Linked DNA regions of Homo sapiens: region 1 is linked to region 2. The links are chromatin loops, found by intact Hi-C in ENCODE. Cell type or tissue: mammary epithelial cell. All regions are shown on one strand. Each heading gives the region's core, and the rest is flanking DNA. Links, peaks and the distances in the headings are about the cores only. Region 1 overlaps SMIM36 (small integral membrane protein 36). Region 2 has its middle 64 kb from the start of MMD.

What was found. A loop is a pair of places that touch in the nucleus more often than their neighbours do. Peaks named below come from ENCODE experiments on the same cell type or tissue, not always from the same donor. Only the 100,000 strongest peaks of a DNase experiment are listed, where the experiment ranks them.
Region 1: a loop joins it to region 2, with 4 times the contacts of the local background. A loop is called at or near these places in 3 of 110 quality-filtered maps.

The regions. Positions count from the first base shown.
Region 1 is chr17:55,488,706-55,505,526 of GRCh38, reverse strand. The region is part of intron 1 of SMIM36 (small integral membrane protein 36); the gene reads left to right. Among named protein-coding and RNA genes, the nearest start is that of SMIM36, 14 kb to the left of the region's middle. In mammary epithelial cell, for the core only: no CTCF peak of the experiment used is centred there; DNase peaks (open chromatin) are centred at 8,936 and 10,046.
Region 2 is chr17:55,349,916-55,366,736 of GRCh38, reverse strand. No RefSeq gene overlaps it. Among named protein-coding and RNA genes, the nearest start is that of MMD, 64 kb to the left of the region's middle. In mammary epithelial cell, for the core only: a CTCF peak has its summit at 9,813 (motif pointing right); a DNase peak (open chromatin) is centred at 9,826.

The DNA.
Region 1 (16,821 bases), core at 4,982-12,981, 140 kb before region 2:
TTGTTGTATTTTGTCAAAGGCCTTTTCTGCATCTATTGAGATAATCATGTGGTTTTTGTCTTTGGTTCTGTTTATATGCTGGATTACATTTATTGATTTGCGTATATTGAACCAGCCTTGCATCCCAGGGATGAAGCCCACTTGATCATGGTGGATAAGCTTTTTGATGTGCTGCTGGATTCGGTTTGCCAGTATTTTATTGAGGATTTTTGCATCGATGTTCATCAAGGATATTGGTCTAAAATTCTCTTTTTTTGTTGTGTCTCTGCCCAGCTTTGGTATCAGAATGATGCTGGCCTCATAAAATGAGTTAGGGAGGATTCCCTCTTTTTCTATTGACTGGAATAGTTTCAGAAGGAATGGTACCAGTTCCTCCTTGTACCTCTGGTAGAATTCGGCTGTGAATCCATCTGGTCCTGGACTCTTTTTGGTTGGTAAGCTATTGATTATTGCCACAATTTCAGCTCCTGTTATTGGTCTATTAAGAGATTCAACTTCTTCCTGGTTTAGTCTTGGGAGAGTGTATGTGTCGAGGAATTTATCCATTTCTTCTAGATTTTCTAGTTTATTTGCGTAGAGGTGTTTGTAGTATTCTCTGATGGTAGTTTGTATTTCTGTGGGATCGGTGGTGATATCCCCTTTGTCATTTTTTATTGTGTCTATTTGATTCTTCTCTCTTTTTTTCTTTATTAGTCTTGCTAGCGGTCTATCAATTTTGTTGATCCTTTCAAAAAACCAGCTCCTGGATTCACTGATTTTTTGAAGGGTTTTTTGTGTCTCTATTTCCTTCAGTTCTGCTCTGATTTTAGTTATTTCTTGCCTTCTGCTAGCTTTTGAATGTGTTTGCTCTTGCTTTTCTAGTTCTTCTAATTGTGATGTTAGGGTGTCAATTTTGGATCGTTCCTGCTTTCTCTTGTGGGCATTTAGTGCTATAAATTTCCCTCTACACACTGCTTTGAATGCATCCCAGAGATTCTGGTATGTTGTGTCTTTGTTCTCGTTGGTTTCAAAGAACATCTTTATTTCTGCCTTCATTTCGTTATGTACCCAGTAGTCATTCAGGAGCAGGTTGTTCAGTTTCCATGTAGTTGAGCGGCTTTGAGTGAGATTCTTAATCCTGAGTTCTAGTTTGATTGCACTGTGGTCTGAGAGATAGTTTGTTATAATTTCTGTTCTTTTACATTTGCTGAGGAGAGCTTTACTTCGAAGTATGTGGTCAATTTTGGAATAGGTGTGGTGTGGTGCTGAAAAAAATGTATATTCTGTTGATTTAGGGTGGAGAGTTCTGTAGATGTCTATTAGGTCCACTTGGTGCAGAGCTGAGTTCAATTCCTGGGTATCCTTGTTGACTTTCTGTCTCGTTGATCTGTCTAATGTTGACAGTGGGGTGTTAAAGTCTCCCATAATTATTGTGTGGGAGTCTAAGTCTCTTTGTAGGTCACTCAGGACTTGCTTTATGAATCTGGGTGCTCCTGTATTGGGTGCATATATATTTAGGATAGTTAGCTCTTCTTGTTGAATTGATCCCTTTACCATTATGTAATGGCCTTCTTTGTCTCTTTTGATCTTTGTTGGTTTAAAGTCTGTTTTATCAGAGACTAGGATTGCAACCCCTGCCTTTTTTTGTTTTCCATTTGCTTGGTAGATGTTCCTCCATCCTTTTATTTTGAGCCTATGTGTGTCTCTGCACGTGAGATGGGTTTCCTGAATACAGCACACTGATGGGTCTTGACTCTTTATCCAACTTGCCAGTCTGTGTCTTTTAATTGGAGCATTTAGCCCATTTACATTTAAAGTTAATATTGTTATGTGTGAATTTGATCCTGTCATTATGATGTTAGCTGGTGATTTTGCTCGTTAGTTGATGCAGTTTCTTCCTAGTCTCGATGGTCTTTACATTTTGGCATGATTTTGCAGCGGCTGGTACTGGTTGTTCCTTTCCATGTTTAGCGCTTCCTTCAGGAGCTCTTTTAGGGCAGGTCTGGTGGTGACAAAATCTCTCAGCATTTGCTTGTCTGAAAAGTATTTTATTTCTCCTTCACTTATGAAGCTTAGCTTGGCTGGATATGAAATTCTGGGTTGAAAATTCTTTTCTTTAAGAATGTTGAATATTGGCCCCCACTCTCTTCTGGCTTGTAGGGTTTCTGCCGAGAGATCCGCTGTTAGTCTGATGGGCTTCCCTTTGAGGGTAACCCGACCTTTCTCTCTGGCTGCCCTTAACATTTTTTCCTTCATTTCAACTTTGGTGAATCTGACAATTATGTGTCTTGGAGTTGCTCTTCTCGAGGAGTATCTTTGTGGCATTCTCTGTATTTCCTGAATCTGAACGTTGGCCTGCCTTGCTAGATTGGGGAAGTTCTCCTGGATAATATCCTGCAGAGTGTTTTCCAACTTGGTTCCATTCTCCCCATCACTTTCAGGTACACCAATCAGACGTAGATTTGGTCTTTTCACATAGTCCCATATTTCTTGGAGGCTTTGCTCATTTCTTTTTATTCTTTTTTCTCTAAACTTCCCTTCTCGCTTCACTTCATTCATTTCGTCTTCCATTGCTGACACCCTTTCTTCCAGTTGATCGCATCGGCTCCTGAGGCTTCTGCATTCTTCACGTAGTTCTCGAGCCTTGGTTTTCAGCTCCATCAGCTCCTTTAAGCACTTCTCTGTATTGGTTATTCTAGTTATACGTTCTTCTAAATTTTTTTCAAAGTTTTCAACTTCTTTGCCTTTGGTTTGAATGTCCTCCCGTAGCTCAGAGTAATTTGATCGTCTGAAGCCTTCTTCTCTCAGCTCGTCAAAGTCATTCTCCATCCAGCTTTGTTCTGTTGCTGGTGAGGAGCTGCGTTCCTTTGGAGGAGGAGAGGCGCTCTGATTTTTAGAGCTTCCAGTTTTTCTGTTCTGTTTTTTCCCCATCTTTGTGGTTTTATCTACTTTTGGTCTTTGATGATGGTGATGTACAGATGGGTTTTTGGTGTGGATGTCCTTTCTGTTTGTTAGTTTTCCTTCTAACAGACAGGACCCTCAGCTGCAGGTCTGTTGGAATACCCTGCCGTGTGAGGTGTCAGTGTGCCCCTGCTGGGGGGTGCCTCCCAGTTAGGCTGCTCTGGGGTCAGGGGTCAGGGACCCACTTGAAGAGGCAGTCTGCCGGTTCTCAGATCTCCAGCTGCATGCTGGGAGAACCACTGCTCCCTTCAAAGCTGTCAGACAGGGACATTTAAGTCTGCAGAGGTTACTGCTGTCTTTTTGTTTGTCTGTGCCCTGCCCCCAGAGGTGGAGCCTACAGAGGCAGGCAGGCCTCCTTGAGCTGTGTTGGGCTCCACCCAGTTCGAGCTTCCTGGCTGCTTTGTTTACCTAAGCAAGCCTGGGCAATGGCGGGCGCCCCTCCCCCAGCCTCGCTGCCGCCTTGCAGTTTGATCACAGACTGCTGTGCTAGCAATCAGCGAGATTCCGTGGGCGTAGGACCCTCAGAGCCAGGTGTGGGATATAGTCTCGTGGTGCGCCGTTTTTTAAGCCGGTCTGAAAAGCGCAATATTCGGGTGGGAGTGACCCGATTTTCCAGGTGCGTCCGTCACCCCTTTCTTTGACTCGGAAAGGGAACTCCCTGACCCCTTGCGCTTCCCAGGTGAGGCAATGCCTTGCTTCGGCTCGCGCACTGTGCGCGCACCCACTGGCCTGCGCCCACCGTCTGGCACTCCCTAGTGAGATGAACCCGGTACCTCAGATGGAAATGCAGAAATCACCGGTCTTCTGCGTCGGTCACGCTGGGAGCTGTAGACCGGAGCTGTTCCTATTCGGCCATCTTGGCTCCTCCCCGAATGTATGTATTTCATGGGACTATATATAAACACCCATAAAATATATATATTATATATTCAATATATATTAAATTTCTCATTATGTATATTCAGTGATTAATATATATACACTGATTTTATATATAACCAGTGAATATATAATTATTATGTATATAATGATATATATAATATTGTATATAATTATATACAATATTATATAATACATAATAATATATTATATTATATTATATATAATAATTATAAAATATAATATATAATAATATATTATATTTTATAATATATAATAATATATTATATTTTATAATATATAATAATATATAATATATTATATTCTATAATATATAATATATTATATATTATAAAATATAATATATAATATATTATATATTATAAAATATAATATATAACATAATATATATTATAAAATATAATATATAATATAATATATTATAAAATATAAAATATAATACTATATTATATATTATAATATATAATATATATTATATATTATAATATATAAGATATATTATATATTATAATATATAAGATATATTATATATTATAAAATATAAGATATATTATATATTATAAAATATGATATATATTATATATTATAAAATATAATAGTATATTATATATTATAATATATAATAATATATTATATATTATAATATATAATAATATATTATATATTACAAAATATAATAATATGTTACATATTATAATATATAATATATTATAATATATATTATAAAATATAATATATTATAATATATATTATAAAATATAATATATTATAATATATTATAATATAATATATTATAATATATATTATAAAATATAATATATTATAATATATTATAATATAATATATTATAATATATATTATAAAATATAATATATTATAATATATTATAAAATATATAATAATATATTATATATTATAAAATATAAAACATAAGTGAAATACTTTTAAATGAATGTTCTTTTAAAAATTTTGAAAATTTTATTTTTAATAGGAATCCAAGAGAGAAGAATATTTTATTTTCTTAACTTCAATATTAGATGCATTGAACATTTTATATTTCTCTCTCGGAAAAAACTAAAAATACTCTAAAGAGAGTGTTGGAATAGACGGCATTGAGTTATTCCAAGCCTCTGGTTCATTTGATTTGTGATTCATTCAATTTGTTCTTCAAGAAGGAACCAACTTCTCAGTCTTTAAAACAATCTTTTCAATATAAAATGAAGCCTTAGAATCTTGTAAGAACTAGAACTAAGAATTTTACAGACCAGGAGCAGTGACTCATGCCTGTAATCTCAGCACTATGGGAAGCTGAGGCAAGAGGATCACTTGAGACCAAGAGTTTGAGACCAGCCTGGGCAACATAGCAAGAGCCCGTCTCTATAAGAAGTGAAAGAATTAGCTGAGTATGGTGGCTGGCACCTGTAGTCCCAGCTACTCAGCAGGGTAAGGCAGAAAGATCGCTTGAGCCAAGGAATTTGAGGCTGCAGTGAGCCATGATCACATTACTCTCTACCCTCCAGCCTGGGTAACAGAGCACGGCCCTGTCTCTAAAAAAAAAATTTTTTTTAATTACCAGCAAGGAAATAAGCCCAGAAGAAATTGCGATTTCTTCCCAAGAATATTTGGCCTCAGAGCTAACAGAAAAAAAAGAGGAGAACAAAAAAAGAAAAAAAAACAACAACCCAGGAACTGAGGTCCTATTATCACCTTTTTCCTATTTGCCCCTGCCACTTACCTTTCTACAGCATGATGTTTACTTGCTTTTATTTTAAACCTTCATTAATTGTGTCTTATTTTTAAATATAGCTTTATTTTTTAATGGAATTATAAGTTGCACAACTGCAAGGTTCCACCTAATGTTTTAATATTTTGCTATTAAGACCTGGTGGAATGGCTTGCCAGCTAGAACCAAGAGGTTTATGTGACATTCAAATACTGCCTTATTTTTGTTTCCTTATGGAATTAGGACTCCCTTTTTCCAGTATGTTTTAATTCATTACTCTTCTATCATGCACATTTGTATTAAAGCAAATGTAGTGTTTTGGCTTAATTTGGATGATAGCTTTGGGAAGGACCCAAACCAAACACTTCCAAGGCAAGGAAAGGGAGGGAGATAAATGGAGATTTATCAGGAATTCGCTACGTGCCAGATACTTTTTATTCATGATATCATTTAATCCTCATGCTCCCCTGTGAGATAGTCACATCTAAAACTAGTTCAAAGATTAAGAAGTAGAGGCTCATAGAACAGCTCGAGTGTGCACAAGGCCATGCAGTTTATCCATGTAAGAAGCAGGATTTGAACTCAATTCTAGATGGGTCACCTCCTACCATCTGTTTTTTCACAGCTATTAAAGAGCAGGAATAAACCTATGGTTGTTCCACCAACCCCATCTCTCTCCTCTGCTAGAATTGCATGCCTAGGAAGTTGCTCCGTAAGCATCTGTTTAATCCAAAGGACTTTCAGATTTTCTCCTCTGAATAAGATGCCCTATCAGAGGAAAAATAAATTATTGTAATTTGGCTGGAACATCTCCTAATATTCCAAAAGACACCAGGACAGAGTTGGACTAAGCCTGAACTTTATACTGGAAAAGCCTCACTCAATTTCCCCTCTGTCACTATCTGCTGTTTACTATTTTGTGTTTTTTGTTTGTTTGTTTTTGCTTTTTTTTTTTTTTTTTTTTGGTGACAGAGTCTCACTCTGTCACCCAGGCTAGAGTGCAGCAGCCAGATCTCGGCTCACTGCAACCTCTGCCTCCCAGGTTCAAGTGGTTATCCTGCCTCAGTCTCCCCATTAACTGGGATTACAAGTGCATGCCACCATGCAGGCTAATTTTTTGTGTTTTTAGTAGAGACGGGGTTTTGTCATGTTGGATAGGCTGATCTTGAACTCCTGACCTCAAGTGATCCACCCGCCTCGGCCTCCCAGAGTGCTGGGATTACAGGTGTGAGCCACCACGCCCGACCTGTTTAACATTTTGTGCATCAATTAACTTCCTGAGCCTTTTTCCTCAACTAAAAAAATGATATATACCTTGAGCCCAGGAGTCTGAGATGAGGCTAGGCCACATAGCAAGACCTCATCTCTAAAAAAAAAAAATGGATATAATCTTAAGATGGTCAAGGTTTAGAATCACACACATAAAGTATCTGGCATATTGTGATATTTCAAAAAAAATGAGGCCACTACCAGCAAATAAGATGAAAATAAGTAGAGGACTTCATGACCTGCTGGCTAGAGACAGCTCAGGATAGTTTAGACACATTTATGGGGGTGTTGAGGGGAAGGGGCATGAAAGGTTAGACAGCTGTCACGTGCTGTAGAAATTTGGAAAGAAAACGTAGTGTCTGTTATGGGTTGAATTTTGTCCCCCCAGAATTCATATGTTGAAGTCCTTACCCTGTACCTCAGGATGTAATCTTATTTTGAAATAGTGTCATTACCGGTATAATTAGTTAAGATGAGGTCACACTGGAGTATGGTGGGCCCCTAATCCAATAGGACTGTGTCGTTATAAAAAGGGAATTTTGGACACAGATATACATGCATATGAAGAATGGAGTTATGCAATCACAAGCCAAGGAACTATCAAAAGGTAGAAGAGAGGCTTGGAATACATCCTTCCGTGGTACCTTCAAAAGGAACATGGCCTGGCTGATGCCTTGACCTCAGACTTTCCAAAAGTGTGAGGCAATCAATTTCCATTATTTAAGCCACATGGTTTGCAGTACTTTGTTAGGACAGCCCTAACAAACTAATTCAGTATCTAAAAGGAATGTTTAGGATGTGCAATGAGTTGTTTAACATGTCAAAGCTCTTTAGGGTCAGTTACATGATTCTATTGGATGTGACATTATGCTGAGTTAGAGTCTGGGGGAGAAACTTGAAGGCCAAACTTAATAGAGGCTGCCTAGGAAATCGATGCTGCACAAGCTGAGTAACCATTTGTTGTGGGGGTTTTGTTTTGCTTGTTTGTTCGTTTGTTTTAGAGACAGGGTTTCACTATGTTGGCCAGGCTGGTCTTGAACTCCTGGGTTCAAGCAATCCTCCTGCCTCAGCCTCCCAAGTAGCTGGAATTACAGGAGCACACCACCAGGTTGTGTTTTTTTAAGAGGGTAGGCTGGGCATAGTGGTTCACGCCTGTAATCCCAGCATTTTGGGAGGCCGAGGCGGGCAGATCACCTGAGGTAGGAGTTCGAGACCAGCCTGACCAACATGGAGAAACCCCATCTCTACTAAAAATACAAATAATTAGCCGGGCGTGGTGGCGCTTGCCTGTAATTTCAGCTACTCAGGATACTAAGGCAGGAGAATCGCTTGAACCCGGGAGGCAGAAGTTGCGGTGAGCCAAGGTCACGCCATTGCACTCCAGCCTGGGCAACAAGAGCGAGACTCTGTTTCAAAAAATAAATAATAAATAAATAAATAAGAAGGTAGAATACAGAAGAAAAAATCCTTAGTAGAAAAATGTGCTTGTGGTTTTGCCAGATGGAATGTAAGGTATAATTGAGAGGAATAGAGGTAAAATCTCTCTGTTCCATAGAGAAGGACTAGGGACAAATCACAAAGGAAAGATATTATGGGGTTCAAGCACAAAACTATTAGAGTGAAGCAAAGACAGTTCGGAATTATCCCTAAAGTATCCAAGTCTCTTCCGATACCCCATATACACTTCAAAAGCCACTTAGTGAATGCCAGACACCTCATTTAATCTTCCTGAAGATTTGTAAGAGGAGGAACCGTTATTTTTATTTTAGAAACAAGGGAGTTTGAGACTGTCATGCAAACACCTTTAGGTTGAAAGGGTGGGATCAGCAGAATCCAGGGATCCTGACTTTTAGTCCTGAGTTTACACTATAACTTTATAGCTGCCCAGAATCCATGCAGAGCAACAGGATGATTCAGCAAGGTGGGTGCAGAAAAGTCACACTTTTGAGATCTGTCTCTCCCTGCCATCACTTTTGGGGAATGCAAAATAACATAATCTCTTTGATTAGAACAATTCCTGAGAACTAGAGGGCAGACACAGACAAGTATTGCCCAAGAGGAGCAAGAACAGTCTCTTTCTCATTACGTCATCTTCCCTGAAGACACTAGTGATTGAGATACAGAAAGTATGAGATCACTTATTATCTACCTCTGTTGTACAGTTATTTCGACTTTGACTTTCTTGGGCTGCCAGTGTTCCAGATAAGGGTTTTGTAACACCAGGATTGAGAAAGATTTTAGCTATTTCACATCCTCCCAAGATAGTAGGAAGTTGTCTGCGCATATTTTTTTTTTCTCAAGGCTTCTCTGTACTCAGCCATTATTTAATTAAACACCAGCCATATGCTGGGATCTGCTGGTTCTCTGCTTGACGCATTGCCAGCCTGGTGGCCTCAACTGCAATTTGAAGTTGACAGGCGTACAATACAAAGCTCAGGAGACACTAGGAAGAAAAGGACTTGGCTTGGAGGAATCAGGAAGACCCAGGGAGAGAAAAGTGTGCCGCTCCAAGGGAGGGTTTGCCCAAGAGTGGCTCAGCGGAAACGTGGCAGTGGAATTTGGAATCTGGATTGTTTGTCAGAATTGATAAAGACATTCTTATAAGGAAATGTATCTGTGAAAAGTTGTTTGCCACTCGGGGAGGGAGAAAAATGATTATAGAATTTTGGAGACAAAAATGTATACGCAGCAGTCATTATACACATGATCAGAAGGAAAACCAGAAGATCCAGGGGCCAAAGGGGAATAATTGATTTCTTAAATGGCAGCAAGACTGGATTTGACAACTCTCACGATCAAGAATATTTCTCTGTATTTAATCTACATCTCTTCTGCTCTTAGACTTTATATTCATTTTCTCTTTTTTACCCATTATTGGTCTTTTTCAAAAACAAAAATTTGAGACAGGGTCTTGCTCTTACAGCCCAGGCTGGAAAGCAGTGGTACAATCATAATTCACAGCAGCCTTGAACTTCTGGGGTCAAGTGACCCTCCCAAGTAGCTGGGACTACTTGGGTGCTTGCCACTACCCCCTCATAATTTCCTTTGTAAAAAAAAAAAAAAAAATTTATAGAGACAGGGTTCTCACTATGTTGCCCAGGCTTGTCTCAAACTCCTGTCCTCAACCGATCCTTACCTAGGCCACCCAAAGTGCTGGGATTACAGGCATGAGCCACCACGCCCAGTCTATTATTGGTTTTATAAATAAGCACTGTTTATACAGAGATTTTTATAAGTGTGTCTCATGAACGAATCCAAACAGATTAGATCACAAAGTGTAATAAGTTATGGTTATAGCAGTGGTTCCAATCCATGGGTTTGTAGCATGCTGGTGAATCACCATCAGCCATCAGGTGTGTTGTAAATAGTTTGTTTCTAATAATAAATTACCCAAGTTTGTGAATGATTTACCTATTAATATACAGAGGGTGAGTTGAAGGTCATTTCCATCATAATGTTATTCTCAGTTCTGTGTACTCCAATTTTGTTGCTTGTATAGCACAGATACAGGTGGAGGTCCGGTAAACATGCAAAGAATTGGATATACCTACAGACCACTTATCTATTTGACAAATATTTGTAAAGCACCTACTTTGTGCAGATGCTATGCCTGGCCTGAAGGATACAATCAATGCACACAACAGACATGAGTTCTGTCTTTGGAAAGCTTAGCAAGTGGCAGAAAAAGACTATACCAAGCGCTTTGCATACATTGCCTGAATTTTCACTGTAACCCTGAGAGGTAATGTCATCTTCCCAACTTTATATATTTTAGGCAACTGGAACTCTGAAGCTCGTTCTCTAAACCAGTGGCTTTCAAATGCCTTTTATCGTGCATTCCTGTCAGTGAAGATAATTTTAGTACTTGTGTGTGTGCGTGTGTGCCTGTGTGTGTGTGTTCAAACAAAATATACAAAAGTATACATGTGTATACACTTATCTATACTTATATTTGTATATACTTATATACTTATAATTTTAGCACTCGTGTGAGTGTGTATGTGTGTGTGTGTTCAAACAAAATATACAAAAGTATACATTTGTATATACTTACATATTACATATACACATACGCATATTCTTATAAATTATATGTACATTATTTGAATCTTCTTGTACCCCTCACTTTGAAGACCGGCTCTGCACCACTCCACCATATCACCTTGGAGTTTGTCTATGTGTAATGGGCATAATCCACCTCCAATCTTCCCCCATCTAACCCCAGGTTTTGGTCTAGATTGGTAGGGATGGGAACTTTGCCAAGAACTTGATCCAGGAAGTTTTTTTAAAAAATTAAAAAACAGTACATTTCAAATTTGGTTTTTGTATTGCTAAGGATGCTTTGCAGAGTTCCTTGGTGAGTTTTTTAATACACAAAGGAAAGTTCTTCTGTTAGTTTGTAAATCCTAGTCCTTTCCCCTGTGTTCTTTTTCCTGGCTGGATCTTAAGCACCTCAAAAAAGGAGTGCGTGTCTCGTACATCTATTTCACCTCCCCGCAGCACCCAATAAACAAATGAACATATCAGGAATTCTCCATCCTTTGGAGATGACTTTGTTTCTCATGGGAAAAAGGAGAGAGGATTTTTACATCCATTGTAGCATAAGAATACTATCCTATGGAAACAAACTGTTCCTAGACACAGGAGAGAATAAGTTGGGCTGTTTTGATGTCCCCAGGCATAGAGGGCTGGGAAAGTGCAGCAGGTAGTCTTGTGATGAATGAGGCCACGGAGAGAAAGCCAGGATTCACACTTAATTCCACAAGCACAGGGAAGGTGAGGGTTGAGAAAGTGATTCAACAGATTAGTCCTTCTGTCTCTCTGCCCACTTTGGCTCCAAATTACCCAAGCTGCTGCTGCTTTTTTTTTTTTTTTTTTTTTTTTTTGAGAGAGAGAGAGCTCTGCTGCCCATGCTGGAGTGCAGTGGCGCGATCTCGGGTCACTGGAGCCTTGACTTCCCAGGCTCAAGGGATCCTCCCACCTCAGCCTCCTAAGTAGCTGGGGCTACAGGTGTGCTCCATCACACCCGGCTAATTTTTGTATTTTTTGTAGAGATGGGGTTTCACCACGTTGCCCAGGCTGGCGTCAAACTCCTGGACTCAAGCAATCTTCCTGCCTTGGCTTCCCAAAGTGCTAGGATTACAGGCTTGAGCCACCACATCCAGCCCAAACTTCTTTTCCTCAGCGGAGGTGCCTTTACTGAACTATCAGGAAAATAGGTGCGACCCTTGACTTGATATTACCAACACCTCTGCTTCAGTTGACCCTGTGCTTGGTTCTCATCCATATTCCTGATTCTACAGACTACACCTTGGAGCAGCAGCCTGGGGTTATGGGGTTCTAATTCTTAGCCCAGCCACTAACTTCCTAGGAGGCACTAGCTTCACTTACTCAGCTACACAAAAGTAGGAGTGGAGTTAATTAACAACATGCCAAGGACCTTTTGGCTATGGCATGTTTGACCCTGCCTCTTTCTTTGTTTCTGATCTTTCCTCTCATTTCCAACCTGACCTCCCTGAATGAGGAAACTAGTGACAGGAGGATTTGTCCTGAAAAACTGCCCGTGGCTACAGCATTGTTGTTGATCAGGGAGCTGCAGCAGGAAGCTTAACAGGGGGCTGAGGCCTTTCCTTTCACAGAATGCATGCACACACCCCATTTGCTAACATGTTTTCCATCTGACATTTCAAGTAACTGTCCCCGCGTTGGTGATTCTACAAGTCAAGGTCTGTTCTGCACTCTTTAGAAAGAACGTAAACCGTGACAAATGTTCTCAGTTCAGGCATATGGTGATGCATTGACTTCCTAGTTGCTGGCGTGTATTAACAAACTTATTGTCCCCAAATGTAAAAAATAATGAATTTGCCACCGTGCATGGAACTTTAACAATGTGAAACATATTAGATGTGTTGGATCTTCAGGGACCATCCTTAATTTTTAGTAGAACATTGCCTTTTATTTCCTTAATTTTAAGTGAATTTCAATTGCATTGCCCCTAAAACCTTTTTATAAGATGTTCGCAATAGTTAGCAATTGATGTGTGTGTGTTTTTCTTTTTTTTTTTTTAAGTGGGTGTATTTGTTAGAAATTGTGCTCAGCTATGACTAACAGCTACAGTGATTGAAATATCAAGGGGAAGCCGGGCGCAGTGGCTCATGCCTGTAATCCCAGCACTTCGGGAGGCTGAGGAGGGCAGATCACGAGAAAGAACGTATGAGGTCAAGAGATCGTGACCATCCTGGCCAACATGGTGAAACCCCATCTCTACTAAAATATTATAAAAAATTAGCCAGGCTTGGTGGCGCAAGCCTGTAGTCCCAGCTACTCAGGAGGCTGAGGCAGGGGAATTGCTTGAACCTGGTAGGCAGAGGTTGCAGTGAGCCAAGGTCGCGCCATTGCAATCCAGCCTGGTGACAGAATAAGACTCTGTCTCAAAAAAAAAAAAAAAAAAAGAAAGAAAGAAAAGAAAAGAAAAAAGAAATATCAATATCAAGAGGAGTTTGCTCTCTTTATTTTAATTTTTTCTTTTTTTTTTTGAGATGGTTTCTCACTCTGTTGCCCAGGCTGGAGTGCAGTGACAGCATCTCAGCTCACTGCAAGCTCTGCCTCCCTGGTTCACGCCATTCTCCTGCCTCAGCCTCCCGAGTAGCTGGGACTACAGGTGCCTGCCACCACGCCCAGCTAATTTTTTGTGTTTTTAGTAGAGATGAGGTTTCACTGTGTTAACCAGGATGGTCTCGATCTACTGACCTCGTGATTCCCCCACCTCGGCCTCCGGAAGTGCTGGGAATACAGGTGTGAGCCACCCCGCCCCGCCTAGTTTGCTCTCTTTCTTTCACTCTGATGTTGAAGAAAAGTGGCTGAGCCAGATGCAGTGGCTCCAACATGCCACTAATATTGCAGGCACCTTTATTTCTGTTCTATCAGCTTTACTTCATCTTTGAGGTTGTCTTCTCATTAAAGGCTGGCCACTGCAGTTCCAAACTTTACGTCTGAGTTTGAGGCCAGGAGGGGAGAAAGAGGGAATAGGCAAACAGGCACAAGCCCATTTAGTTAGCTGAGAGGCCCAACCAGCAATGTATGCTTATATTTCATTAGCTAGAACTTAATTAAATGTTTACTTCTATCTACAAGGAAGACTGAAAGGTATAGATTTTTGTTAGTTACATTGCCATTTCCAACAAAATCAGGGTTCCAGTAAAAAGAAAGAGGGAGAGAATGAATTTGGAGCAGCAGCTGCCCTAGTGGGGTTGTTTCTCTTTCTAAAATTAATACACATTTGTTAAGGCAAACTTAAAAAATGGAGCGAAGGAAAAGAAAGAGAAGATAATGATGATATTAACTCCTCAAAGTGACCTCTAGTAGCATTTGTGTGATTATTTTCTTTTTTTAATTAATATTTGAAGATTTTTTTTCTGACCGCCCTTTTTTTTTTTTTTTTTTTTTTGGTGAGGAGACAGAGTCTTGCTCTGTCACCTAAGCGAAAGTGCAATGGTGCAATCATGGCTCACTGCAGCCTCAACCTCCCAGGCTCAAGTAATCCTCCCACTTCGGTCTCCCGAGTAGCTGAAACTACAGCACCACCACATCAGGCTAATGTTTTGTAGAGATGCGGTCTTACTATGTTGCCCAGGCTGGTCTTAAACTCCTGGGCTCAAGAGATCCTCCTGTCTCAGGCTCCCAAAGTGCTGAGATTACAGGTGGGAGCCACAGCACCCAGCCTGATTGTATTTTTCTGATTCTAAAAGTAATGCCTATTCACTTGGGAAACTTTGAGAAAATACAGCAAAGTGTAGAGAAAAAAAAAAAATGGAAATCACCCATAATCCCATTACCCACATTATACTATATCATTTTGTTGTATTTTCTGCTGTTCTAAGTATATATTTTACATACTTATGATCATAGTGTATGTACAAGTTGACACCTTTTTCTCACTTTATAAATAAAATAAGTAAATTTACATATGACCCTACTTCGAGTATTCCTGGGTCCTCATAACACAGCATTTCGAATCTCAGTTGCAAATCTGTTTGGAAAGTGCTTGAAGTAGGAAAGAACAAATAGCATGGACTGATTTTCCCCTGCACTGTTTCTGGGAGACCATACGGCAGATTTGGCTCACTTCTCACTCTCACTCTGAGACCATATCATATGCTCTCCTTTCTTTATTTTTCTATCTCAAAAAATGTCAAGTGTACAAACCAAGAGTTAAAATTATTCTTTAGAACATGAGCTGTCAGGCCCATTCTTACCGTATGGCTCACAAAAGTGGGTTTTGCTCTGGCTTATAAATTCATGAGATGTCAAAGCTAGAAAAAGCCCCCATGGCTGTCAGTCCAAACCACTAATGTAACAGCAAAAAGAAGCAGACAGGAAAAGCGCCCTGCTCAGGATACCACCTGGCAGAATCAGTGCCAGAACCCAGGACCCCAAGTGCCCTTCTAGTGATTTTTCCACCCTACTTTAGATGCTTTTGATGATGCAACTAACTGGTAAACTTCAAAGGTGTTATGACTCCCGCAAAAATACGCATCGATGGCCAGGCGCGGTGGCTCCTGTCTATAATCCGAGCACTTTGGGAGGTCAAGGCAGGCAGATTACGAGGTCAGGAGATCAAGCCCATCCTGGCTAACATGGTGAAACCCTGTCTCTACAAAAAATACAAAAAAAAAAAATATTGCCAGGCGCAGTGGCAGGCGCCTATAGTCACAGCCACTCAGGAGGCTGAGGCAGGAGAATGGCATGAACCCAGGAGGCAGAGGTTGCAGTGAGCCGAGATTGTGCCACTGCACTCCAGCCGGGGCGACAGAGCGAGATTCTGTAAAAAAAAACAAAAAAAAACCGAGCAATAATAACTTTTTCCATTCAGTGTTCACTTGATATGAGCTCAGACTTTTGATAAGAGCCATAGGATTATGCTATAGATGTGCAAAATTTACAGCCTGGTTGGGAAGATGAGGGAGACACATGAACCAATATGGTATATTCATACAGTGGAATGCCGTGCACCTGCAAATGAGGTAATCTGCATGAACTGCCATGGGAAGATGGCCATGACATATTGTTAGAAGAAAAATCCGGATTGCAGAGGAGTGTGATGGTCTATGTGGTATGATCTCTTTTGTAGTTTAAAAGCAAAAGAGTACATTCACACACTTTATGTTTTTATATGCATAGAAAACATTCAGACAAATACAAAACTTTTATAAGTGGCTGCTTCACAGATAATGCGGTTTGAAGATGGAGAAATTATTTTTCTTCCTTTTTTCCTTTTTTCTTACACATTTCTCTTTTTGTTTTGTTTTGTTTTGTTTTTGGAGACAGGGTTTTGTTCTGTCCAGGCAAGAGTGCAGTGGAGTGATCTCGGCTCACTGCAACCTCCACCTCCCAGGTTCAAGCGATTCTCCTGCCTCAGCCTCCCAAGTAACTGGGATTACAGGCATGCACCACCACGCTTAGCTAATTTTTGTATTTTTAGTAGAGACAAGGTTTCACTACATTGGCCAGGCTTGTCTTGAACTCCTGACCTCAGGTGATTTGCCTGCCTCGGACTCCCAACGTGCTGGGATTACAGGCGTGAGTCATTGTGCCCGGCCTTACATTTCTGTTTTCTAAATATAATTATGTACTGCAGTTTCCCTATTGTACATGTTGAATAACCATGGTATCTACCGCAGAGTTGTGACAATTAAATGAATTGTTCTGAATAAAATGCTTGGATATTTGCCAGACCCATACTAAGTGCTCATTAAATATTAGCAATGATGATGATGATGATGATGATGATGATGATGGAAAATGAGTACTCTTATACTGCTACCAGGTGTACGCATTCATACAAGTTATAGGGCCGTTTGATCAGATATATATGTGTAAAGCCTTTAAAATTTGAAGACATTTGACCCAGCAGGTCCACTTGCAAAAATGTCCTCTATGGAAAAAGTTGAGTAAGTCTATAAGAAGTGTATACAAAGATGAATAAAGAA
Region 2 (16,821 bases), core at 5,739-13,738:
GAAAATAGCAATAATAATTTCAGTACTATTGTAATAGTAATTTTATAATTCAGAGGGGGAGAAACCCAATTACTGAGGACAATGTGTATTGTCCATTGTTTCACTGTGTTTTTGTAGCAATGGAAGGAGAAGGAAAATAGCCTTCCTATATGCTAGACAGGCTGGATATATTATTTCATTAAATTTACAATATAATATCTTTAAAATAAGGTCACAGTGAATGGCTCCAAGTGTTTCCTGGGATGAGCTGGGTCTCTTTGATCTCAAGAAATGCCATTGCTAAAGCAGTCAAAAGCTGGGTCATTGCAAGTGGCTTGTTGTCATGTATTCAGAGCAGCAGATGGCCAGCCACAGTTCTGATTCAATTGATGAGCACAGCCAGACCTGGGTAGACAAGCACAATCTTTCTTTTGTTCATTTAAGCCATTTTCTCTCTCACCCTCTTCTGTTCTCATTTTCTTTGGGAGCCTCAGTACTTTCTTTGATTTGCCTGCTGTTTTTTCCCGAACAAAACCCTTCTCCACCTGAGACAGAAAGTCTTCCTCACATTACCTTTAATCTGAATATCACTTTCAGCATCTTAACCAGAGAGGCTTATCAAGTACAGCTGCTTTGATTTAGATGTGGTCTGGAAAGAAGAATAAATTGAATTTGTGGGACATGCCTGACATCTCTCCTAGTCCTCCTGTACTTTTCTTTCCAGAGAATTCACCCTTCCCCAGATCCTGGTGTGCTAATGAAATAGACATTTTGTTTGTTTGTTTCTGCGAGGCACAAAAGGAGGCCCAAATGTATTTATTAATGGTTTGTTTTCAAGGTGGGCTGAACAGAATCGAAGCCACAAATTCCACCAACGAGGGCCCAAGACGTATAAAAGAACAAAGGAAACCATTAAAAATGCCAAAAATAAAATCAGAGGCCCATGAGAGTCTCTGTAGCTATTTTATTAAGGAGTTGAAGGAGATTATTTTATATACATATAAATGTATCTCGTTAACAAATGTTATATTATTTACCAAATGACCAGGTATGCTGTGCTGTTTTTGAAAAAAGCTTATCTAACTAAGCCTGTTCCATACCTCCTTCCTAACCTCTACCACTCGGCCACGGAGAACCTACCAAGTGATCAGCAAACTCACCTTTATCTGTAAACACTTCTCTAAATATTACCTATACCTCCAGGCCTTAGTTGAAATCCAAGCTAATTGTGTGCCCTCTGTTATGGTCTGAATGTTTGTTTTCCCCCCGAATTCATATGTTGATATCCTAACCCCCAAGGAAAGATAGTTGTTTTTGTTTTTGCTTTTGTTCTTTTGAGATGTAGTCTCGCTCTATCACCCAGGCTGGAGTGCACTGATGCAGTCTTGCTCACTGCAACCTCCCCTTCCCAGGTTCAAGTGATTCTCCTGCCTCAGCCTCCCGAGTAGGTGGGAATACAGGTGCACACCACTGTGTCCAGCCAATTTTTGTATTTTTAGTAGAGACCAGGTTTCACCATATTGGCCAGGCTGGTCTCAAACTCCTGACTTCATGATCTACCCTCGTAGGCCTCCCAAAGTGTTGGGATTACAGGAGTGAGCCGCCACACCTGGCTGGAAAGATAGTATTAAGAGCTGGAGCCTTTGGAAGGTGATTAGATCATGAGAGCAGAGCCTTCATGCATGGGATGAGGATACTTACAACAGAGGCCTGAGGAGCTTGTCTGTCCTTTCTACCACCTGAGGACCCAGCAAGACAGTGCCATCTATGAGGAATGGGCCTCTACAGACACTGAATCTGTTGGCATCTTGATCTTGGATTTCCCAGCCTCTAGAATTATGAGAAATAAATGTCTGCTGTTTATAAGCCACTCAGTTCATGGTGTTGTGTTACAGCAGCCTGAATGGACTAAGGCATCCTCTTACTCTCCTACAGCTTAGGGTCAGATGGTAGGACAGGGGTTCTCCTTGTTTGTCATTGTTACATCCAGACAATTATTTCTCCATCCTCTTATTAAAGCAAAACGAAAACGAAAACACACAACAACAGTAAACGTAGCTCCTTTGAAGCTCGTGATGTTATACCTTATCTTCCTCTCCCCTTCCTCATCTGATTTCTTTTCCTCATTCGCTGAAGTATTAAGGACCTGGTTCAGGGTCTTTATCTCTTGCAACCCATGCCATTAATCTTCAAAACTTTTGCAAGCAGGCATGCAGCTTGTTCCAAACCTTCTGCATCCACTCATCGGCCATCTCAATTCCACATCAGCCCACAAACTCATGACCCCGCCCTGAATATTGTTGTATCAACATATCTTCACCCCTTCCAAAATCATGATTTTACAGATCCATATTTTAGAGCACATTTTCCTACATTGCCAGTACTTCTTCAGCCTCATGGAGGCCTCCAATCAATTAATCTACTTATTTTTTTCCTTTGTCCTTCTGCCCTCTCTTGACATCACTTATGTCTTTATGACTTGTATGTCATGATTTGTCTGTATCATCACCCTTTGCCACCACCTTTATTTTTATTTATTTATTTATTTTGAGATGGAGTCTTGCTCTGTCACCCAGGCTGGAGTGCAGTGGTGTGATCTCGGCTCACTGCAACCTCCGCCTCCCAGGTTCAAGCGATTTTCCTTCCTCAGCCTCCCAAGTAGCTGGAACTAGAGGCATGTGCCACAACCTCTGGCTAATTTTTGTATTTTTAGTAGGGACGAGATTTCACCGTGTTGGCCAGGCTGGTCTCAAACTCCTGACCTTAAGTGATCTGCTTGCCTTGGCCTCCCAAAGTACTGGAATTTCAGGTGTGAGCCACTGCACCCTGCCACCACCTTTAACTATTTTGCCTTTCTCTCCTTTCATCACATTTACCTTACACACAGAACAGTTTCTGTACCAGTACCTCTGGGAATGGCTATAGAAAAACCACACAATGGAGCAAATTACCATCACTTTAAATGAAAGATAACTCACTTCAAACGTATATAGCACGATGCCTAGGATTTCTACTGTAACTCTCTAGTAAACTTGATCTCTATGATGGTTAATTTTATGTATCAACTTGACTGGGTTAAGAGCCACCCAGATACCTGGTAAAACATTACTTCTGGGTATATCTGTGAGGGTGTTTCTGGAAGAGAATAGCATTGGATCAGTAGTCTGAGTAAAGAAGATCTGCCCTCACTAATGTGGTCAGGGACCATTCAATCCCTTGATGGCCCAAACAGAACAAAAAGGCACAGGAAGGCCAAATTCTCTCTCCTTGAGCTGGGACATTCATCTTCTCCTGCTCTTGGACATCAGAACTCCTGGTTCCTGGGCCATTGCACTCTGGGACTTACACTAGCACTATCTTTCTCTCCAGGTTTTACCCCTGGCTCTCTGGAGTCTTATTCTTAGAGCCTGTGTTGATAGTCGTGTGTGTGTGTGTGTGTGTGTGTGTGTATGCATATGTGCATGTACACAAATCTACTCTCTGGCCTTCTCCACCCTGCTCTGTGCCTCTGTGCCCTGGCAGGGCTGACCCATATGCATCTGTGAGCTCATTTGCCTTTTGTGTTCCTGTTGGGCCCAGCCAATGGGATGCTCCTGCAGGAAATCAAAGGGCAAGAGGAGAATGAGGATGTCATATGTATGTCCCAGCTTTAGCCCAGCTGGATTGCTGTGGGTTGACTATGTCCCTCTATCAAAAGGCTGCCACTCCCACTGGGAGCCTTCTATGTTCAGCTCTCCTCTCAGGGTTCTGGAACTGCTCCTTCCTCTGTCTTCTTCAGCTCTGGGGAAAGTAAAGCTCCAACTGTTGTTAACCCTGGCAGAACTGCACTGTCTTTTTCTGTTTCCCTAAGCCTTGCCCACACCTTTGTAAATAGTCTCTTTATAAAATTCTGTTCAAACAACTTAGTTTGAATGTGCCATCAGATTCCTGCTGGGATCCTATAGCTTCTCCTGTACCTGAACTATAAATATTTAAATTCCTTGGGCTTTGGTCTTAGACCCTTTTCTTTCTATATTCTTCCTAGTTTGCTTCATTCACTTCTATTGTTGTATTCTGACACTCTAATAAACTATATCCCTGGCTGAGAACTCTCCTTTGATTTTGAGACTTGTATAGCCAGCTGCCTATTTGGAAGTCCTGTGGACAGCAGCCATACTAAAAGAGCATGCTCCATTACCTAGTGTAAGTATTACTGTCTGCCTAGCATCTGCCTATTACTATTGCCATTTCTGAGAGTCCATTGTTACAGCAGGACTCCAGCTATTCCACTCCAGGTCCTTCCCCTTACCCCCAATCTTTTGTATTGTCTCTTCTAAATTGGCCTCTACCCAAACGCAGTAGGGATAGTTTATTCAAAGTACAAGGTATTTTCAATTAAAAGAGGACTTTGTTCTGAAAGCTTATCAGGAGTTTAGAATTCTTCATGCTTTCCCCCACAGAACTTATGCTATAGCTTATGCCTTGATTTTTTGTTTACCTCACAAAGATTGCTGAAGGCGTATTGTACTTGTAAGCTTCTCAAGGGTGATGATTGTATCTAATTTATCTTTAAAAATAGCTTTATTGAGATAAGATTCAAATATCATGCAATTTGTCCACTAAAAGTAAATAACTCAATGTTTTTTAGTATATTCACAGTATACCATCATCACAATCTAATTTTAGAATATTTTCATTCCCTCCTGCAAAACAAATCCCATACCCATTAGCAGTCATTTTCTCATCCTACCACACCCCATTTCTAGGCAACCACGAATCTACTCTCTGTCTCTATAGGTTTGCCTATTTTGGACATTTCATATAAGTAGATTCATACAATATATGGTCTTTTGTGACTGGTGTCTCCCACTTAGCATAATATTTTTAAGGTTTATCATGTTGTAGTATATATTAGTACTTTATTGCTTTTTATTGCCAAATACTATTCTGTTGTATGGATATATGACTTTTGTTTATTCATTCACTCATTGATGGATGTTTAGCTTGTTTCCACTTTTTGGCTATAAGGAATAATGCTGCTATGAACATTATGTATTTTGTATAGAAATAAGTTTTCATTTCTCTTGGGTATATAGTTAGGAGTGGAATTTTCAGGTCATGTAGTAACACTATGCTTAACTTTTTGAATAACTGTCAAATAATTTTCCAAAACAGTTGTACCATTTTACATCCTTGATTAATAGATTTTTATTTCAGCACACTATATCTTCTTCCTGCTTTCTGGGCTCCACTGTTTCTGATGAGAAGCTCGTTTACATCTTACTGGATTTCTTTTGTATGTGATGAGGTGTTCTTCTTACTGTTTTCAAGATTATTTGTCTCTCAGCATTTAACTAGGAAGTGTTTGAGTGTGGGTCTTTTTGTGTTTATCTTATTTGGCATTTGTTGAGCTTCTTGAATGGATAGATCAATATTTTTCATCAATGTTGGGAAATTTTTAGCCATAATTTCTGTAATATTTTTGTCCCTTTCTCTCTCTCCTCTCCTTTTGGTGCTCTCATTACATGTATGTTGGTGTATTTCATGGCATTCCACATGTCTCTGAGGCTCTGTTTGTTTTTCTTAATTCTTTTTCCTCTCTCTTTATCAGATTGCATAATCTCTATCACTCTATCTTCAAGTTTGCCAATTCTTTCTTCTGACAGTTCAAGTCTGCTATTGAACCCTCTAGTGAATTATTCATTTTCACTACTGTACTTTTTAACTCCAGAATTTCCTTTCAGCTGTGTGTATGTGTGTGTGTGTGTGTGTGTGTGTAATTTCTCTTTACTGATCTTCTGTATTTGATGAGATATTTTTACCACATGAGAGCTCTTCAAAAAATTCATAGAAAATGCATACTATAAAAAACTATGCATGAATTTCAAACTTTTTTGCACCAAAATAAACTCACACTAACTTGTTATAACATGTCTGAACACGATCTAGTTTGAGACAATAGGAAGGATAAGACATCAGTTGGAAAAGAGTCCCATCAGAGAAATACAAATTCTGCTAAACTGAAGCTAGAACAAACATCAAATTTATGGTGAATCTTGGGTGGAAGAATGGTGAAATCACTGATGCTTTACAAAAAGTTTATGGAGACAATGCCCCAAAGAAATCAGTGGTTTACAAATAAATAAATACAGAAATCAGCAGTTTACAAATGGATAATTCTTTTTAAGAAGGGATAAGACTATGTTGAAGATGAAGCCTGCAGCAGCAGCCCATGAACATCAATTTGTAAAGAAAAAAATTAATATTGTTCATGCCCTAATTAAAGAGGACTGATAATTAACAGCAGGAACAATAGCCAACACCAACACCATAAATACCTCAATTAGTTTATCTTAAAAACTTCTGACTGCAAATTTTAAATTAAGCAAATTTTCTACTTTATGGGTGCCAGAACCATTTCACCCAGGTTAGCTGCAGACAAGAGCAGAGCTTTCAATGGAAATTTTAAATAAGTGGGATCAAGATCCTAAAGCATTTCTTCGAAGAACTGTAAAAGGAGATAAAACATGGCTTTACCAGTATGATCTTGAAGTCAAAGCAGAATTAAAGCAATGGCTACCAAGAGGTGGAAGTGGCAGTCAAAGAAAACATGGGGGTTGGGCGCAGAGCCTCAATCCTGCAATCCCAGCACTTTGGGAGCCCGAGGTGGGCAGATCACCTGAGGTCAGGAGTTCGAGGCCAGCCTGGCCAATGTGGCAAAATCCTGTTTCTACTAAAAATGTAAAAATTAGCCAGGTATGGTGTTGAGCACCTGTAACCCCAGCTACTTGGGAGGTTGAGGCAGGAGAACTGCTTGAATCCGGGAGGCGGAGGTTGCAGTGAGCCAAGATTGCACCACTGCACTCCAGCCTGAGCATCAGAGCAAGACTCCAGCTCAAAAAAAAAAAAAAAAAAGAAAAAAAAGAGAAGAGAAAAGAAAAAGAAAATGTGGGCTAGTTAAGAGCAAAGATAATGGCAAAAGTGTTTTGGGATGCTCAAAGCATTTTGCTTCTTGGCTTTCTGTAAGATCAAAGAACAATAACATCTACCTATTATGAGAGTGTTTTGAGAAAGTTAGCCAAAGCTTTGGCAGAAAAATGCCTAGGAAAGCTTCATCATAGAGTCCTCCTCTGCCACAAAGCTCCTGCTTATTCCTCTCAACAAACAAGTGAAATTTTGTAAGTTTAAATGGGAAATCTTTAAGCATACGCCCTCCAGTTCTGATTTGGCTACTTCTGACTTCTTTTCCCCACCTAATTTTAAACAATCTTTAAAGGACACCCATTTTTATTCAGTTAATAATATAAAAAAGACTGCACTGACATGGTTAAATTCCCAGGACCCTCAGTTCTTTAGGGATGGACTAAACTGCTGGTATCATCACTTACAAAATTGTTTTGACCTTGATGGAATTTATGTTGGGAAATAAAATTTATATTTCTTATTTTTACTGTTTGTTGCTTCCACTTTCCATGAACTTTTTGAAGTCTTCTCATACCTTTATTTTTATGCATGTTTTCTTAGAACTTATTTATAATAACTACTTTGAAGTCTTTGTCTGCTAAGTTCAACATCTGGGCCTTCTCTAAGGCTGTTTCTGTTGCCTGCTTTTATGGGTCATATTTCCCTGTTTCTTTTAATGTCTCACAACTTTTTACTGAAAACTGGACATTTTAGATCACATATCATAGCAATTCTGAATGCTGATTCTCTGGGGCTTGTTGTTTCCTTCGTCATTTGTTTAATAGCTAAGCTTAAGTAGTTCTTCAAAGTCTATTGCAGTGTGCAGCTTCTAATGTCCCTGCTTAGATTTTTTTCCCTTATTCTTATCTTTTTTTTTTTTTTTTTCCTGACAGAGTCTCACTCTTTCTCGCCCAGGCTGGAGTGCAATGGCACGATCTTGGCTCATTGCAACTTCTGCTTCCCATGTTCAAGTGATTCTTCCAGCTCAGCCTCCCGAGTAGCTGGGATTACAGCCACTCGCCATCATGCCCAGCTAATTTTTGTGCTTTTGTAGAGATGGTGTTTCACCATGTTGGCCAGGCTGGTCTCGAACTCCTGACTTCAGGGGATCTGCCGCCCCCGCCCTGCCACTTCGCCTCCCAAAGTGCTGGGATTACAGGCATGAGCCACCAAACCTGGCCCCCTTATTTTTATCTTTTAGCCTGGCTAGATAGGGGTTTTCTCTAGGTCAGCATAAGCCATTTACTAGTCAAAGGTTATGCCTCAGTGTCCTTAGTCTGTTAGGTTTTTTTACCCTTTACTGTCGGAAATGATATGTGTGATGTGGAGGCTCTTATCACAGTTCAGGGAGCTTACTACTTTTCTCCCGTGTTCACCTAGGAACTAGCAGCCTGGTGGTTCTCTCTCTGATTGCTTCTTGGAGGATGCAGCCTTGGGTATGCACATAGTCTTCCAGACTTTCAGGGATGACTATGATTTTATTTTTAAGCTTGGCTGTCTTGGAGTCACTCCTGCGCCAGAATAACATATTGTTCAGTCAGTTGTTAATCAGAAGTTGTGCTTATGCCCTTTTTACCAATAAAATTTCCACCCTATGTTGATGGGCCTGTGGGTGACTTGAGAAATGCTATGAAATCTGCCCCACATCCTGCTCTGATTTTTCCCAAGTGAGTGCAGCCTAGCACAGCCTTTCTGATTGGACTTGACTGTATGCATAGAAGGGCTCTTCTTGGCTGTCTCTTTCCGTGGTCTCCCTATTAAACTTCTGAATACTCTGCTATTTTGTTTGTATACGCACATACCAGCTGCCTCTTCATTGCTCTCCCAACAAGATTACCATTATTTTTAAGAATGCTCTTACGTATGGAGTTCACCCTTTGTTCCAAATAAAGTCAGTCTCCTCAGGCAGAGCTATGGTGTTTTGCTCTTTGTGGCCTGCCTTTCCCACTAGGTAGAGCACCTGTGCCACTGCACTGAAGCTGGAACAGAGATCCTCTTTCCCCAGAGTGACATCCCTGCTCCATGACTAGGTACTGGGGTTGGGGAGTGTGGAGACCCCTTATCTTCTCATCTTACCTCTCCCAGCATGTAACCTCTCACTTGCAAGTGAACTGAGGTGTAGGAAATCAGTCCTCCAGTATTCTTGACTTGCTGTGCCTACAGCAGAGCTTCCACCTTATAACTGGGGGTTGGATGACACTTCTTGGCATACTCATGTGGAACAGAACTTCTGCAGACTGGGGCTTAGTGGAGTGAGAAATACTAGCATCCTGTCTTTTTTAGGGTGAAACCATAGCCTCAAACTAGGATGTAGAGAGAGATGGAGCCCTGTCTTGGCTGCTCATATACTGGGTAGAGTTTCCATAATAAGGAAGAAGATTAATGGGCAAATCGCAGCTCAAATGCCACAGACTCTTGCTATTATGATTGAAATTTTAAAGATTTTCTTGAATTAATGTTTCTTATTTGCTGTATGGCCCTTACAACACTTTCCAGACACTTTAAATGATGGATATTTTAAATAATTTTCTCTAATTCGATTGTTGTTTTGCTGGGGAAAGAGTCCACCAAACTTGTTATTCCATTCTCCCAGAAGTCCCACCTCTTAATTCCTCTTTATATATTCACCATAATATCTCTTTGCACCTAATATAGAAGTGAAAAGCACAAGCTCCAGTGTAACCAGCCTGAATTCAAGTCTCTAGTCTGCCACTTGTTAGCTGTGTTACTTAGCACATGTTATTAAACTAATAGTAGCTACCTCAGGGGATTGTGGTGAGAGTAAATGAGCTAATCCATTGAAAATGCCTAGCATGGTATTTGTCTCAGAGTTAGGCATCCCCTAAAGGATGGCTGTCATGTTCATCTTGGTAACCCTGCATGATGACAGATTGCCACAAGGGGGCACCAAGAACCATGTATAATGATGAAGGACTAGAGGGATTCAGTTAGGTCGCTCTAGCAGTTACATTTGTAGGCTCACGTTTACATTTGTAAGCCAGCCAGAGGTAGGTATTTTCCCAGAAAACAAAAGAAAGAGGTTGAAGGCATGTTATAAACATTGCCATACCATTTCCTACAGAAGATGGAAATTCAGGATCCTTCCTAAACATCACCAAGCCATTTCCCCAACTTGGAAGCTTAGCTAAGCAAAAGGAACTATGCTGTGAAAGGGGGAGTGTCTCTTGATTTGCAAGGTACTTTCCTGTGTACAAGGCACTGTTCCATGAGTTGAGGGGATTCAAAGGCTCCCTTAAGGAGCAATCAACTGTAGTAAGTTGGCATTTACTTATTGAGTGTCTGCCATGTGCTAAGGATTCTCAATAGCTTAAGGCATCATTATGCCATTCCTTTTGTTTTTATTGAAGAGTTCCCCAGAGGCTTGGCTGAGGATTTAGCCCATGTCCAGAGGATGATAAAAAGTCAACAGACAATCTGGAGCAGGGAGAGGACAACTTAATGAAGAATGAATTTAGCATGATTGATTGATTGATTTTTATTTTATTTTATTTTTTTTTGAGACAAGGTCTCACTCTGTCACCCAGGCTGGAGTGCAGTCCTGCGATCTCAGCTCACAGCAACCTGTCTCCCAGGTTCGATAAATTCTTCTGCCTCAGCCACCTGAATAGCTGGCATTACAGGAACACACCACCACACCTGGCTAATTTTTACATTTTTAGTAGAGACGGGGTTTTGCCACGTTGACTAAGCTGGTCTCGAACTCCTGACCTCAAGTGATCCACCTGCCTCGGCCTCCCAAAGTGCTAGGATTACAGGTATGAGCCACTGCGGCCAGCCAGAATGAATTTAGCTCGATTTATTTAGAGTGGAGTGCAGGAAAGAAGAGCGTCAAAGGCCAGGGATGCCCATGGCAATGTTGAAACAGATTGATGTGAAGTCAAACACTATTAAAGCAGAAATTCCTAATATAATTAAATTTTAAGAGAAATCACAATAGTTAACAGAAATAAAAATGAAGCTGTTGTTCTGGCTGAAACAAGAGTAGCAAGCCTGGGTCTCCATCTACTAAGCTGCTTTCTCACCTTCTAACAGTCCAGAAAATGGTAGTTTTTGAAAACGGAATAGAATGTTGGAAGAATCTTGGGTGCATCTCTGTGTAATACAGTTTGAAACCCACTCTAATGGTTCAAACAGTAAGGTGAATGGATGAAGACCCAGGATAAAGGATGGTTGTGAGGATGGAGAAAATGAGGCAGAAGGATGATCCAACGCCTTCACCCCAGCTGCCTCAGGGCACGCTCGGCTCAGTCACAGCTGCATCCTTTTCACTTTGCATCCTTCTTTGCAGTATTTCTCCTGTTTTTCTTCTCATTCTGTCCATTGCTTCATGCTAGTCTAGGATCAGGGTCTGAGCCCAATTTGTGGCATTAATCGTGTTTCTTGTCTTTAGTTATAATTCATATTTGCCTCTCCCCTCCTGGAAATAACCCAGTCTTCTCATGGACCTGGGAAGCCACTGTGTTGTTAGGATTTTTTAGCTTTTGTGAAAATGAGAAAAAGAAAGAATGAAGAGCATCTAGCAACTGATTATATATATCAGTTTGAAATACATATATGTATGTTTATACACACCTGCACGCGTGTGCACACACACACACACACACACACACACATTACTTGCCTGGGATTAAATAGCTAACTAGGAAGTGGCAGAGCCAGGGCTTAAACTGACATCTGTCTGACTCCAAAGCTCTTATGCTTGGTATTTATGGATTCTAAGCTTCTTTGCCTGTTTTCCAGACCATCCATATTTGAGGCCCCTCTAACAATCCTATCCTATTTCACATTTCTAGTCAATAGACATCTACCAACTTGAATGCAGTTAGGAAGCCTTTTGTACACAGCATTATTGTACATTCTCAGGTCAATATCTTAGTTTGAGGATTACACTTTATTCCATTAAATTCAGCAAATATTTATTGGGTGATTACTGTCTATCAGGTACTGAATAATAGAAAAAAATACAGAGAGAGATTAACTGATTTCAAAGCACTTTCATACTTTATCTCATTGAATCTGCATAGAAACTTCATAAAGTAGTTATGGCAGGTAAAATTATCCCAATATTCCAGATAAGCAAACTAAGGTTCAGACAGTTTGACTGTCTAATGTCACACAAATCTTACCAATTCACCAAGGTCCAGCTAAGAATCTCCTGCACTAAGTCTTCTTTCAAGAAGTTATGGCAGTGATGTGGCTCTATAGTTAGCAGCTTCCTGATTTGGTTTCTGGCAGTAACATCAGCAGCTCTCCTAAGCAGAGTGATCTTAGGGGCTGGGAGCTGTTCTTAGAAACTTAACTAGGAACCTGATCCTTGGACCTTCCCAACCATTAGTAATTCATTTAATACCTGGGAATAATTTCTTAGTTTTTAAAACCGTCTGCAGTGGTTTCTAAGGTCTATAATTGGACCCTAAATGGTAAAATTACTAGCTAAAAATAATGAAGAAAAAAAGAAATAAAAATAACCATTATCAAGGTCATTCTTCCCTCATTCAGAAAAAAAAGAACTGCAGGAGAGGAAAGATAGCTGTGTAGTTAAATACCATTTCTGCTCAGTGACTTGCAGAAAAGTGTTGACTTTGTATCCTGTAATCTACCCTCCTCATCCAGTTTCTATCTAGGGTATCTCTGATAGAGAACCTTTTGCACAATCCCAAGAGCAGGCACCTCTTTCATTTATAGGCAATCACATATTAAGCCAAAATGTGTCTCCCTGTCACTTGTACCCACGGGTACTACCTATCTCCATCTTTGAGAGCTAGATAAAATTGCACTTCTTTTTATAGAAGCCCTTTCAAAAATATTTTTGACCCCTATCAGACCAGCTAAAGTTTTTCTTTCCAACCGGGTATGGTGGCTCACATCTGTAACCTGAGCACTTTGGGTGTGCATGATATATCTTTTTCTATCTTTTTACTTTCAATTTGTTTATGTCTTTGAATCTGCAGTTTGCCTCTTGCAGACAGCATGTAGTTGGATCCTGTGATTTTTAGTTTTTTTAAATTCATTCTGCCAATCTCTGCCTTTTGATTGGAGTGTTTAATCTACTTATATTTAATATAATTACTGATAAGGTAGAATTTACTTAGGCCATTTTGCTATTTGTTTTCTATACAGCCTATCTTTTTTATTTTTCTGTTCTTCAATTGTTGCCTTGTTTTGTGTTACACAGATATTTTCTAGTGTACCATTTATATTTCCCATGTCATGTCTTATACTATATATATTTTTAGTTATTTTCTTAGTGGCTGCTCTGGAGATTACATTCAACACTTTAATTTTTAACAATCTAATTTGGATTAATCCCAATTTAATTTCAATAGTATACAAAAAACTGTGTCTACAGATCTCCATTTTCTCCCCCCTCCTTTGTGCTATTACTGTTATAATTATACATTATAAATCCATCAACACAGTTTTATAGTCATTGTTTTATAGAGATGTCTTATAAATCACATAGAAAAAGAAAAGAATTACAAACAAAAGTACATTCATACTACATTTTATATTTATCTATGTAGTTACTTTTACTCATGTTCCTTATTTTTTCTTCATGAGTATTTGAGCAAGTCTTCTTTCCTGTCAGCCTGAAGGACTCTTGGTAGTATTTCTTACAGGGCAGGTCTGCTGGTAATACATTCTTTTTTTTTTTTTTTTTTTGAAAAACCTGTCAATGTGTGGTTTTCTCGTTTATTTTTGAAGGATAGTGTTTTTGGTGAATACAGAATTCATTTTTTTTTTTTTTTTTTAAGAGACAGGATTTCACGTCATTGCCAAGGCTGGAGTGCAGCATCATGATCATAGCTCCTTGTAAACTTGAATCACTTCCTGGGCTGAAGTGATTCTCCTGCCCCAGTTTCCCAAGTAGCTTAGGACTATGGGCATGCATCACCACCCCTGGCTAATTAAAAAAAGAAGAATAGACATAGGGCCTCACTATGTTTTCCAGGCTAGTCTTGAGCTCCTGGCCTCAAACAATCCTCTTGAGGCCTCTTTTTCTTTCTGTACTCTGAATAAGGCCTCCATGGTTCCTGATGAGAAATCAGTTGTTAATATTATTGAAGATCACTTGTACATAATGAGTTGCTTCTCTTTTGCTGCTTTCAAGATTCTCCGTCTTTGGCATTTGACAGTTTGATTTTAATGTGTCTAGGTGTAGCTCTCTTACATTTATCCTACTTAGAGTTTATTGAGCTTCCTAGATGTGCAGATAAATGTTTTTCATCAAATCTGGGAAGTTTTTGGCCATTATTTCCTCAGATATTCTTTCTTCCCCCTTTTTCTCTTGTTTCTTCTGGAACTATCATTATGTGTATGTTGGTGAGCTTGATGGTGTCTCACAGGTCTCTGAAGCTTTGTTTTTCTCAATTCTTTTACTTTCTGTTCTCAGACTGGATAATTGCAAGCAGCCCATCTTCAAATTCATTGATTCGTTCTTTCCGCTCACTCAAGTCTGCCATTGAATTTCTCATTTCAGCTATTGTACTTTTCAACTCTAGAGCCTCTATTTTATTACCTTCTTATAAATTCTATAGCTTTATTAATATTCTACATTTGGTGAAGCATGTTCTCATTTAAAATAATACTTTGATTTTATTTATATTTATTTATTTATTTGAGACAGGATCTCACTCTGTTACCCAGGCTGGTGTGCAGTGGTGAGATCATAACTCATTGCAGTGTTGACCTCCTAGGCTCAAATGACCCTTCCATCTCAGCCTCAACCAGTAGCTGGGACCACAGGTGTGCACCATCACGCCTGGCTAATTTTTGTTTTTGTTTTTTTAGAGACACGGTCTTGCTATGTTGCCCAGGCTGGTCTCAAACTGCTGAGCTCAAGTGATCCTCCTGCCTTGGCCTCCCAAAGTGCTGGGATTACAGGCACTAGCCACCATGACTGGCCTTTATTTTATTCTTTACACCTGGTTTTCTTTAGGTCTGTAAGCATATTGATAGTAGTTGATTTAAATCCTTTGTCTAGTAAATCTAACATCTGGGTTTCCTCAGAGAAAGTTTCCATTAAGTACCTTTTTCTCTGTATATGGGCCATGCTGTCCTTTCCTTCCATGTCTCATAATTTTTTATTGAAGACTGGATATTTTAAATGATATAATGTGGCAACCCTGGAAATCAGATTCCTTTCTTCTCCAGAGCTTGTTATTGTTGCTGTTTGTTTTTGTTGTTGTATTGTTTGCTTATATCGTGACTTTTATAAATTAACTCTGTGAAGTCTCCACTTAGTTAGTTTAGTGGCTAGTAATGATTGGACACAAATTTCCCTAAGTGCCTGGCATTAATAAGTTTCTTAGCTTTTGCCAAAGGGCTCTCTCTATGTGTTGCAATGTGTATTCAGTGCTCTGGCAGGCAGTCTATAATGCTGTCTTAGCCTTCACTTCCTATTTCTGCAAAGCCTCAAGGTCCACCAAAGGCAAGAGATTAGGGCCTTCTCAGATCTTTCCTGGGCATAAACCTGAACATGTGTATGGCCTTCTAGATTCCCAGAAATACCCTGGAACTTTTAAAAGTCCTTTGTGGGCAGTTTATGTGTCAGGTTTTCCTTTAAAGACTTCTGTCAGCCTCTTGTTTTTCCCAAATGTTTTCTCTGCTTCAGGCAGATGTAATGTTTAACAATTACCGGTGATTGTTGATTTCAACAAACGTTCCAGGCCATTTACATTGAGCCAGCTCTGAGTCTGGTTACATAAAGACAAGCTCTGAGAGTAGAGGTTTCCAGGGAGTTACCAGACAGGTCAAATAGTGACAATTCTCTAAAGATGAGGCTTTTAGGGTGCTCCAAACATGTTCTGCTTTCTCTAGTGGCTGCTAGGATGCTGATTTTCACCACTACCATGGTTGTGAGGCTGCTGGTTTTCAAGGCTCTTGTGATGCTGAGGAGAGGGGGATGGGAGTAGGACAAGTTAAAATGCCACAGGGCTCTTTGTTCTTATTGAGATTCAATCATTTTCCCTGAATAATTACTCCTTGTATTGTTGCAAATCTTTGGTTAATTTCCAGAGTTCTGAGAAGTTGATTATAACAATTTTTGGCCAATGTCTCATTGCTTTTATGGAGAAACAGATTTTGCAGAGGTTCTTACTCTGCCACTGTGAATGTCAGAACCCTCAGTTGCAGTATTTTCTAAGTAACCACATCACCTTGCTCACTCATACTTCACTTGTAGTCACCAGAATCCCTGAGTTTTTTGTTATCAACCACTGGTTACTCCTTCTTGTGGTTGATTGTTTTAAGTAGGTTTAAGACATTTCATTTTTGCTAACTAAATTTCATTTTCTTAATTTTTGTTATAGTTCCAGGATAAATTATTTTGAATCCTGACATCAATAAGATTTTTTTTTAAGTTTCTTTTAAGTCATAGATAACATTACTGGTCAAATCAGTGCATAGATCAGCTTTTTGGGTTTATTTATTTATTTATTTATTTATTTATTTATTTTAAGTCAGAATCTTGCTCTTTCACTCAGGTGGGATTGCAGTGGTGTGATCTTGGCTCACTGCAGTCTCTGCCTCCCAGGCTCAAGTGATTCTTGTGCCTCAGCCTCCGAAGTAGCTAAGACTACGGGCTCACACTACCGTTCCCAGCTAATTTTTGTATTTTTAGTAGAGACAGGGTTTTACCATGTTGGCCAGGCTGATCTCGAATTCCTCCTCTACTGGATATCCCCTCCAGGGGCACATTTGTTCCATTAACTTGTTTTGAAATATGTGTCTATTTTCAAATTGTATCTCTAACATGACAAAATCTTACCAGTAAGACAACTTTTTCTAAAAAGGAAAGTTGGTTTCTAATGATTTATTCATAGTGAATTTTCCCAACTCTTACTGTTTACTATTTCTTTACTCTTCACACATCATTTG